2 separate regions of the Homo sapiens genome follow, and region 1 is linked to region 2. A link is an interaction called in ENCODE POLR2A ChIA-PET data of the cell type or tissue named here. Cell type or tissue: B cell. All regions are shown on one strand. Links, peaks and the distances in the headings refer to the core of each region. The heading gives the core; the rest is flanking DNA.

Evidence for each region. Peaks named below come from ENCODE experiments on the same cell type or tissue, not always from the same donor. Only the 100,000 strongest peaks of a DNase experiment are listed, where the experiment ranks them.
Region 1: POLR2A ChIA-PET joins it to region 2 with 5 read pairs; 2 of 35 experiments call an interaction of 5 or more read pairs at or near these places.

Annotation. Positions count from the first base shown.
Region 1 is chr15:52,666,855-52,672,239 of GRCh38, reverse strand. The region is part of intron 2 of ATOSA (atos homolog A); the gene reads left to right. Among named protein-coding and RNA genes, the nearest start is that of ATOSA, 9.8 kb to the left of the region's middle. RefSeq lists enhancers at 147-648, 4,260-4,339. In B cell, for the core only: no CTCF peak of the experiment used is centred there; no DNase peak of the experiment used is centred there; H3K27ac peaks cover 1,563 bases.
Region 2 is chr15:52,231,520-52,236,904 of GRCh38, reverse strand. It overlaps MYO5C (myosin VC), which reads left to right. Exons shown (of 41, transcript NM_018728.4): 23 at 1,142-1,235; 24 at 4,220-4,283. It overlaps LOC105370820 (a long non-coding RNA gene), which reads right to left. Exons shown (of 4, transcript XR_007064638.1): 4 at 1-1,027. Among named protein-coding and RNA genes, the nearest start is that of GNB5, 43 kb to the right of the region's middle. In B cell, for the core only: no CTCF peak of the experiment used is centred there; DNase peaks (open chromatin) are centred at 1,634, 2,114, 3,304, 4,374 and 2 weaker places; H3K4me3 peaks cover 4,158 bases; H3K27ac peaks cover 5,000 bases.

The DNA.
Region 1 (5,385 bases), core at 144-5,143, 440 kb before region 2:
GTAGCTGGGACTACAGGTGCACGCCACTATGCCTGGCTAATTGTCTTTTTTTTTTTTTTTTTTTTTTGAGAAATGGGGTCTCACTATGTTGCCCAGACTGTTCTCATTCTCCTGGGCTCAAGCAGCCCTCCTGGCTCAGCCTCTCAAAGTGCTGGGATTACAGGTGTGAGGAATTGCACCTGGCCCAGACTCTTATTAAAGTAAAACAGGATGGAATAGGTAAAAAATGCCAGCAGATAATCAAAATATTAGCCTAAGAGCCCATGTGTAATACCACAATTCCTAGCAATAATTTGAGTTGAGCTTTCTCATATTTTCCTTTCCATGTAAAAGATACTCATCTCTTCCCCTTGTTTACCATATCCAGCCCCACTAGCTGCCTTTTAGGTTTTTGATTACCACTTAGGATCTGGTATGCGAAATTCCTTCTGCCTAAAAAGCCTTTCTCCCCAGTCATCACATTGGTGTCTCCTTGTTGTTCTTTTGTTATAGAACTTAACCGTCATTTTTTCAGAGAGGTTTTCTCTCACTACCCTATCCAAAGTGCTCAGTGAATGTTAATTGCTGTCATTTATTAAATGAGATGTCCCTTGTTATTCTTTGTCTGAGCAGCCTGTATTTCCTTCATAGCATTGACCACATTTTGTAATTTCTTTTGTTTATTGTCTGTCTCTACAGCTAGATTTTAAGTTTTGTGAGTCCGGAAACCTTGTCTCTTATTCACACCTGTATTCCCATCATTTAGTAGGCAGTCTTGTACATGGTAGGTGCATAGGTGTTTAATACATATTTGTTAAATGAAAGAATGACTTGTATGTCTCAGTATTTGTGGAGCAGATAGGAATAGGAGCAGCTGGGTAGCAATATTTGATTGTTTTACTGATACCAGCTGAACTTCTGCCAATTTAGGGATTGGTTTGAATTAATGACTGTTAGGCTGTTATCACAATTTTATACTTAATTTTTTGAAAATACAGTTAAGGATACTATCCATAACTTAAATAAAGGTTATATTTCTTAATTAATCATATCTTATTGAATTAAAACACTATAAAATATCTTAAAAGTAGGCAAAAGCCATTTAGTGACAATGGTTTCCAGTTTATATACGTCTAACAAATGATTCATACACAGACATTTGCTAGAAGCTCTCTGATGTCCACCCCCTGTGCTGAATTTGCTCCTATTGCTGTTTCTGAGAGAGAGGGAGAATGTCTGTATGTTCAAATTGGTAAACCTCAGGTTTATGAATATAAGAAAGTACAAGTCGGATAGACTAATGGAAAAAAAACTCAAAGGATTTAGAGTTTAGATTTGGGACCCATTCTTGGATTAAGTCCCAAACCTGTTTACTTATCTGTAAGATGTAGCTGGCTAAGGGTGTTGCTTCTGAGCTTCAACTAAGATAATATGTCAAAGAACATAGTAAGCCATGAGATGCTATATAAATGTGGACTAATTTACTCTGTGGGCAGGATTATTTGTATAGATGTGCAAAGGGCCAGGTCTTCCCAAATACAGCCAGCTGCATCTTAGTTGGTGCTATTCACACAGTATGAGGATTTTATTACTTTTAGTTTCCTCTTGCTATCCTGACAGAAATTATACCAACTAGAGATTCACTTGGATTAATAAATGTATACTTAGTTATACATTTTTCGAGGACTGTTGAAATGATGGTCATATTTTAGTTTAAATGGTTTCCTTTTAGCAGCGTACTATAATGCAAGAAAAGTTAAGACACTAAGCTTTTAGGATCAAATTTGGATTGAAATTCTAACTTCGGAACTTACCAGCCAAATTACCTTGAAAAAATTACATAGCCTTTCTGAACAACGGTTTTGTTTTTTGCTCTAATACCGTCAACCTTAAGCCTTGTGGGAAAGGTAAACTGAGAACATATGGTTTGGCACTTAACATACGCCTAGCACTGGGTAGGGATTGCTAAATGGTTTCCTCTGCTAACAAGAATACACAGCTTGGAACAGCTGCACTGAGGAAATGAGTGTTTCAGAACTCCGTTTTGAAAACTGGTTGGAACAAGCATGAAAGATCAATGGACACTTATGTCACTGTCAACCTTGTCTTCTGAAATATACAATAACATAGAAAAAAGTCAAAACCAGCATTGAACTACCCAATCTTTAATGCAAATGCAATGGAGAGGGAAAGTAGGCAAATTGGAACACAGCCCACTATTTCTGGGTGATAGTAGACCCTAATGAACAGTTTAGAGCAGCATCAGGGCAGAGAGTGAGGCAGAGGTGGGAACTAGAAAGAGGCTGATGGAAAATAGAGTGGTGAGATGTTGCCCAAAACTGCTTTTTTCTTTGTTTCAGAGTATTACCTAGGATTGATTCAGTGCTTGGAGCATGGCCCTTCTGCTTCCATGACCCAGAATTTAGATTTGTTCCATGATGCTGCAAGATGGCCATTATAGGTTAAGAAACCTTTGGTAGACTCTTCTGGGAATCTAATCATAACTCATATTGCTTGTCAGTAATATTTAAGCCTAAATAATGGTCAGACTTAAACATATCCCCTTTGGGAACATGACCAATCTGTATTTGGGAATAAACAATATTTAAAGTTTTCATATTTTGGTTTCCCACTTAACCAAATGTATATTCCTGAATGGAATTAATTTAGCGTCAGTATCTGAAATTAGGCTATTTGTAAAACTTTATCCTAACATCTAGAAAGTGCATTTACATTTTTCATCAAATTAGCAATTTTCTTTTGTGAAGAGAGATCATGGTTTGTGAGAGAGATCATTGGCCATTTCTACTTAAATTTATAACAGTAAGAGAATGTATAATTTTAGCCCTTGATATTGGCAAACTTCTTTTTGTTTATTTTGGTCTTAAAATAACTTTAAAGGTCTATATCATATTTGGTGTGTTTGACAGAAGGATGCTGATATACAAAAAATTATTCATTTTATGAAAGAACTAACCATAGGATTTCTCTAAGTTACCCTACTTTGCTTGCTCTACAATTATTATAATTAAAAATTTCAGGCCAGGCGCGGTGGCTCACGCCTGTAATCCCAGCACTTTGGAAGGCTGAGGTGGGCGGATCACAAGATCAGGAGATCGAGACCATCCTGGCTAACAATGGTGAAACCCCATCTCTACTAAAAAAATACAAAAAAATTAGCTGGGTGTGGTGGCAGGCGCCTGTAATCTCAGCTACTCTAGGACTGAGGCAGGACAGTGAGGCAGGAGAATGGCGTGAACCGGGGAGGCGGAGCTTGCAGTGAGCCGAGATTGCACCACTGCACTCAAGCCTGGGTGACAGAGTGAGTCTCCGTCTCAAAAAAAAAAAAAAAATTTCAAACCCACAGAAAAGTTGAAATACTACAATTAACATCCATTTACCTTTTCATAGATTAATTGTGACCATTTTACAACTTTTGTTTTATCTCCATATAAGTAGGTGGGATGGGTGGGTGGGCTAGATAGACATGGAGTTTTGTTGTCTGTTTTTTTCTATTTTTAATGCAAAGCCTTTTTGTTTATTTCAAACTGGTACTTTTTTCAGTTGACACATTGCAATTGTATATATTTATGAAGTCCAGTATGATGTTCCAATACATATATATGTTGTGTAAATAATTAAATCAGGGTATTTAGCATATCTTTCACCTCATGCACTTATGATTTCCTTGTGGGTGGGAACATTCAAAAGCCTCTTCTAGCTATTTTATAATATATAATACTTTAGGGTTATCCTTAGTCATCCTACTATGCAGTAGAACACCAGAATTTATTCCTCCTATCTAACTGTAATTTTGTATCTGTTGATCAACCTCTTCCTATTCTCTCCTTCCCCTTACCCAGTTTCTGGAAACCACTGTTCTACTCGCTACTTCTATGATAACAGCTTTTTTTTAAGATTCCACATAAGTGAGATCATGCAGTATGTGTCTTTCTGTGTCTGGCTGATTTTACTGAACACGATGTCCTCCAGGTTCATTTATGTTGTTGCAAATGACAGTATTTTATTCCTTTTGTGGCTCTATAGTATTCCATTATGTGTGTGCGCACGTGTGTGTACCACATTTTCTTTATGGACACAGATTGATTCCATATCTTGGCTATTGTGAATAATACTGCAATAAATATGGGAGTACAGATATCTCTTCAACATGCTGATTTCATTTCCTTTGGGTATATATGCCCAGTAGCGGAACTGCTGGATGATATGGTAGTTCTGTCTCTGATATTTTGAGGAATGTCTATACTGTTTTCCGTAATGGCTGTAATAACTTACAGTCTCAACCATGTGTAACTGTTCCCTTTTCTCCACATCCTTGCCAACACTTGTTTTCTTTTGTCTTTCTTTTGTCTCCAGCCATTCTAACCGGAGTAAGGTTTTATCTCATTGTGGTTTTGATTTGCATTTCTCTGGTTATTAGTAATGTTGAACATGTTTTCATATACCTGTTGGCCACTTGTGTAAGTTGCAGATGTCTTGACACTTCAGCCCCAGATACAACATGTATCCAGCAGTATGCTACAGCTGGCAGGTACTGGCTTGCAAAAGCCGATTGTGTATATTTCATTTCAACTCTTCACCTAGTTGGTTACTTGAAATCAGCCATGGTAATGGTATTTATACCATGGAAATTGGCAGTGCTACAAACCAAGGCCTTTTTTCCTCTCTGAGCCAGCCGTTAAACATTTACGGCCATACCACTGCATGTGTCTTCTAAAAATAAAAGTATTCTTCTGTATACCTGCAATACAGTTACTGCATTCAATCTAATACTTACATAGTACTAATATCTAATATACAGTTTATACTCATATTTTCCTAGTTGTTCCAATAACATCTTTAGTCACATTGCCTTTTAAAGTTGTACATTGCTTCCTTTTACAGAAATGGAGTTAGACCCTGATGTTAGACAACATTTACAAAAGTTTTGGAGTATGCCATAAGAATATGATAAAAAATTAGATCATGTAAATAGAACAGCTAATTAATATTTTAGTAGATTTTTCCTCTAGCTTTTAAGTATTTAGGCAAAATGGATTAAAGAGAAAAGTGAATATTGTTGAAATCCCAGATTTTATTCCATTGATAACACATTAAACAATTATATTTTTAAACCTAAAGTCTCAGGCTGACTGACCTCATTTCCTGGTGATTTCCAAGGTTCCCTGCAGTCTAGCCATATTAGTCCTGTTATTCTTCAGTCACTACAAGCACATTTGACACTTTGGGGCCTTTATATTTGATATCTTCGCTCAGAATATAAGTCTCCTGGCTCTTTTTTTTTTTTAACTTGGCTTTCTGCCATCAAAGAAGCCTTCTCGGACCATCCTTCAAAGAGTACAGCTAATTCATTCTCCCTTTACTCTGCGTTACTCTCTTCATAGT
Region 2 (5,385 bases), core at 227-5,226:
TGAAATACGTTAGCCAAATGCCTACCATAATGAATTTTAGTTTCCTCCTATATAAAATGAGAATAACAAAAAGAGATTGACAGAATTGTTGTGAGAATAAAATGGTCAGATGAAATAATGTAGCCAAATGCCTATGGTGAGTCCCTGCAAAAGTGTGAGCTAGTGTGTTCTAAGAAGGTGATCTTTATTATCATCCACTCTGCTGCATTTTGTTTTTTTTTTGTTTTTTTAGACGGAGTCTTGCTCTGTCATCCGGGCTGGAGTGCGGTGGCGCAATCTCGGCTCACTGCAACCTCCACCTCCCGGGTTCAAGCAATTCTCCTTCCTCAGCCTCCCGAGTAGCTGGGATTACAGGCATGCGCCATGACGCCCGGCTAATTTTTTGTATTTTTGGTAGAGGTGGGGTTTCACCATGTTGGCCAAGCTGGTCTCGAACTCCTGACCTCCAGTGATCCACCCCCGCTTGGCCTCCCAAAATGCAGGGATTACAGGTGTGAGCCACCGTGCCCAGCCTCTGCTGCATTTTCAAAGTCCTAGCACCCAGGGTTGGTGGCTTGGAGGCCCAGAAGACATCCCTTTGCCCTCCCCATGACCCGGTGCTGGGTGCACCAACACTGCTGCCGTGGGCATCGCCAGCTGCCAGTCACCATCAGTCAGCACCACGGGGCCTGCTGCCAGCCCAGCAGACACTTTACCAGGAGAAGTTGAAATGATAGGAATCCTGCTGTGCTCACACATCCTTCCTGAGTCATAACAGTTGCAAAGTGTGAATCCCCTTTACGCCATCAACTGTGTAATCATAGCATATTCGACATATAAAGTCCCCTGGCTATTGAGAAGCTCGACAAAAGGAAGAAGTATGTCCTTGACATTGAGGAGCCCTTGAATGTGTCCTTTCTCCTTGTTTCAGTCATTGCTGGCCAGGTCGGGAATAGTGTCACCTTTGAAGTCACGTTGAGCTCTTGCATGTGAAACAAATGGCAGCGTCTTACAGTGGCTGGTGCTCGCTGTTATCTATAGACAGGAGCTGAGAAAAAATAAACTAATTTAAGAATATACATCTTTTTGTGAAGAAAGGCAATGGTGACAACTTGAAGTGAGGTTTTCAAAAAAGTTTGTTTTTCCCCCTTCCCTCTGCTAGAAATTGGCAAAGCTTCAGAAGCATAATTCAGAACTGGAAACACAGAAAGAACAAATACAGCTGAAGCTTCAAGAGAAGACTGAAGAGTTAAAAGGTAAAGCTTGGGGGGCACAAATCCAGACATTCACTGATTTAGTCACTCAGTAAACAATACTGGGGTTGACCAGTTTTAGAACCAGGGGTCTCTGGTGTACACTTAGTTTAGTGAGGCAATTTTTGCTCACAAGGAATAGCCATATTTAAGTCGTGGTAACTTTGCCCTACAGATTCGTCTGTTTTATTTCTGTCTTTTGTCAGACAGCACAGCATTTCCTCTCTGTGCCTCAGAACCTCCTGGGCCCTTTGCAAAGTACAGATGGTCGGACCATGAGCCCGGAGCTTTTGCATCAGGAAATGGGTGTGTGTGTGTCTGTGTGTGCGCATTCGTGTGTGGTGGTGTCAGAGGTGGTTCAGACATCCGTAATTTTAGAAAACCTTTACGGTAATCCTGATGTACAGTCAGAGTAATGCTGCAGTCATGTTTGGTGCTCACCAAAGATTTGCAGAAAAAATTCTGATCTGTCGGAGTTACTTAGCCTAAGTGACACCCATGTCCTCTGCTACTGTCCTGCCCTGAATGAAGAAGGGCAGACCCTGGAACCAGTAGGTATCACTTCCTTTAGGGCTGTGGAACAGCTACGCTTAGCCTAGCTCTACACATTTGAGCTTTTCAGCTCAAGTTCAACTTGACAATACTTGTTGTACCCCAGAAAAGGCAACAGGCAACAGAGCCTGGTGATCCCTGACCAGATAGTTTAAATCACCACTCTCAGTGATCTTGCCTAGGGATCTCTTCCTTGAGCTCCAACGTGGGGGCAGCAGGAACACGAGGGTTCAGGCCTGGGGATTCTACACGCACCTCTAGCCCAGCAAATGGTGGATATGATGGGGCCCAGAGGAGTGCAGAGCCCTGGGAGTTCAGGGCGGAGAGTGGGAGGAGCGAATGTTGGTGAAGAGGGAGTAAACAGCCTGACACCAGGGCACTGGGGCAGGAAAGGCTGTGCAGGTGCTGACGAGGAGCAGGCCATGCCCTCCTGTTCTAGGTGCTGCGTGCCCTCCACCCTGTCTCTGTAGGGCTGATGGTGTGGGCACAGAAGCCATGTGAATGTCAGAGATGAACAGGAGCATGTCAGAGGTCCGGGAGTAAACCTTGAACCTGAGTTAGGAAAGGGTTTCCTCATCTCCACCCTTTTTATTACAGCACACTCCTCTTGGGTGGTTGTTTTGGCTTTTTTCCCCCCTAACTTCAAATAGAATTTCCCACAAGGGCATTTAAATTCTCAGGAATATAACCTGAAAATTATGTTTCTGAGACCATGTCATGTTTGGGTGAATAATTTTACATCCTCTTCCAAAAAGTCCATGAAAACTTTCAATGTAATATTTATAAACTGATTATCCTGTGCGCCTCCCCCGACATGGCAAACAGTGTTTTGTGAATAGCACCAACCTTTACCTATGCTTGTGACCTAAGACCCAGGGATGCTATCAAATGCTGTTTCTCCTTTTTGAGATTCTAACTTAACATGGACATAATCCCATTCCTCTTGAGAAGTAAATCACATTCGAGCAGCTTCTTTAGCGCATCTGCAAATGGCCTAAGATGGTAAGCACCAGAATTAAAGCCAATGCTTTTGGTTAATTGAAAATTGAGGTTATATAAAACGTGTTGGCTTCTAAATTAAAGCTTGAGCATTTCCCCCAGTATTTCCTGGCTGCCTTACAACGTTCTGAAGCAGTCATTTTGATTCAGAAACATTTGGCACTATGTTAGACAAACTATTAAACTGTTGGCTAAAAAAAAAAAGTAATTTGGAGAATTGCTATCGACGGTGCACCCCGAGGACTCCTTCTGGGGTGGGGCTCAGAGGTGAGGTAGAGCTCAAGGATGAGATATCAGCTTAGTGCAAATAGGGACATCACCATTTGAGGGGCTGCACTGCCATTCTCCCATTTTGATGGCCCCTGTGGCATATGGGTGTGTTGGGAATGTGGGGTTGTCATAGCCATGGAACGTCCTGCCCTTCGGCCTGCAGACTTTGTGTTTGCGACTCTTGTATTTCAGTGTTAACAGCTGCCTTTTTTGTACTTCCTCTTTCCCAGATAGAGACAGACACTTGATTATTTTCTTGGTTATCACAGATGAGTGGTTCTCAGCTTTGCTGCCACCTCACCCCCCAGACATTTGCCAATGTCTGGAAACAATTTGGGTTGTCACAACTGGAGCAGAGGTGCTACTGGCTTCTAGAGGGTAGAAGCCAGGGTTGCTGCTCAGAATCCTGCAATGCGTGGGACAGCCCCTCTCCACAGCAAAGAATTATCCAGCCCAAAGTAGCAATAGTGCCAAGACCGAGAAACCTTGTCACAAATGGATCATTTTCTTCCCAAAGGGTTTCTATTTATTTATTTATTTTTTTTTTTTTTTAATTTTTTTTTTTTTTTTTTTGAGACGGAGTCTCGCTCTGTCGCCCAGGCTGGAGTGCAGTGGCGGGATCTCGGCTCACTGCAAGCTCCACCTCCCGGGTTCACGCCATTCTCCTGCCTCAGCCTCCCAAGTAGCTGGGACTACAGGCGCCCGCCACTACGCCCGGCTAATTTTTTGTATTTTTAGTAGAGACGGGGTTTCACCGTTTTAGCCGGGATGGTCTTGATCTCCTGACCTCGTGATCCGCCCGCCTCGGCCTCCCAAAGTGCTGGGATTACAGGCGTGAGCCACCGCGCCCGGCCTCTATTTATTTTTAATAATATTCATTGTCTCAAAGCCAATATCTACTTTAATAAATAACAGACCAACAAAAGTACTATAAATGAAACTATTTATTGATAATTCCAATCTGACAAATTTGTGAGAATTATTATTTTGAAACCCCCTCATCTTTATTTCTTGTTTATAAAAAATGAGCTATACTCTCATTGTAAGTCCTGTTAATAATAAACATCACATGATTGTCCTGACATTCTCACTTTCTTAAACATAACATGAAACAATCAAGGCATTGATTTGGCAGACATATCTCAAAAAGCATTCTCTTTTTACAGAAAAAATGGACAACCTCACCAAGCAGCTCTTTGATGATGTACAAAAGGAAGAACGGCAAAGAATGTATGGAATCTAGTTTGCCTTAAAGCTACTTTCTTTCTTCTGTCTGTGCTGTTTTATATTTTCCATCTCAGTTTGCATATAGCAGACACAGATACAAGAAAGTGGGGTGTGACTGTTTTTAGGAAGTGAGATTAGAGATTTATGAGAGCTAAGTTCCACAATGTGTACTGTCAGATACTGAACACATTCTAGACTAGTCCATAAAGCTTCTGCTGGGTGGGTACAGTGGACCACCAGGAATTCTTTTCTTTTCTTTTCTTTTCCTTTCTTTCTTTCTCTTCTTTCTTTCTCTCCTTCCTTCCTTCTCTCCTTCCTTCCTTCTCTCCTTCCTTCCTTCTCTCCTTCCTTCCTTCTCTCCTTCCTTCCTTCTCTCCTTCCTTCTTTCTTTCTTCTTTCTTTCATTTTCTTTCTTTTCCTTCCTTCCTTCCTCCCTTCCTCCCTTCCTCCCTTCCTTCCCTTCCTTTCCTTCCTTTCCTTCCTCTCCTTTTCTTTCTTTTCTCTTTCTTTCTTTTCTTTTTTTTTTACTTTATTGCTAAGACAGTGCAAAATTCAGAGACTACCACCACCTTCAACTTCTACCAAATCCAAGAATTAAGATTCTTGCCTAGGAAATAAACCTCCCTCCTTTCCTTCCCCACCTATTGTCCTTGTTAGTTTGTCTTTTATCCCAAAAGATAAGGTAAGTAATGGACCTCACAGAAATTAAGGCAGGTGCCTGACCTTGTACTGTACCAGCCCACCTTTCCTATCTCAATAGCAAACCCTTTGCTAACCTCCAAGGACTCCAATCTGGGCTTCCCTTCTCTTAAGGAGTCAAAGGTTTTTAGATCTCAAAGTTGGGGTACATGGCAGGGTCCCGGAAAGAGATAGAACATGCTTGGCACATCTCTTTTGGGGGCTAGGAAGCTCAGGGCTGCCTGTGGTGGTAGGATACAAAACTTCCCCATGCAGTGAGCAGGACAGCCTGCGTCTGGGTGAGGAAGCAGGATTCTAAAGAGAGGAGGGAATATCACAGAATCGCTCCAGGAGTTAACAAATATATGAAGTGTTTCATGATCCTCCATCAGTTTTTAAATATGTCTAATTAACTCATTTACCTAGA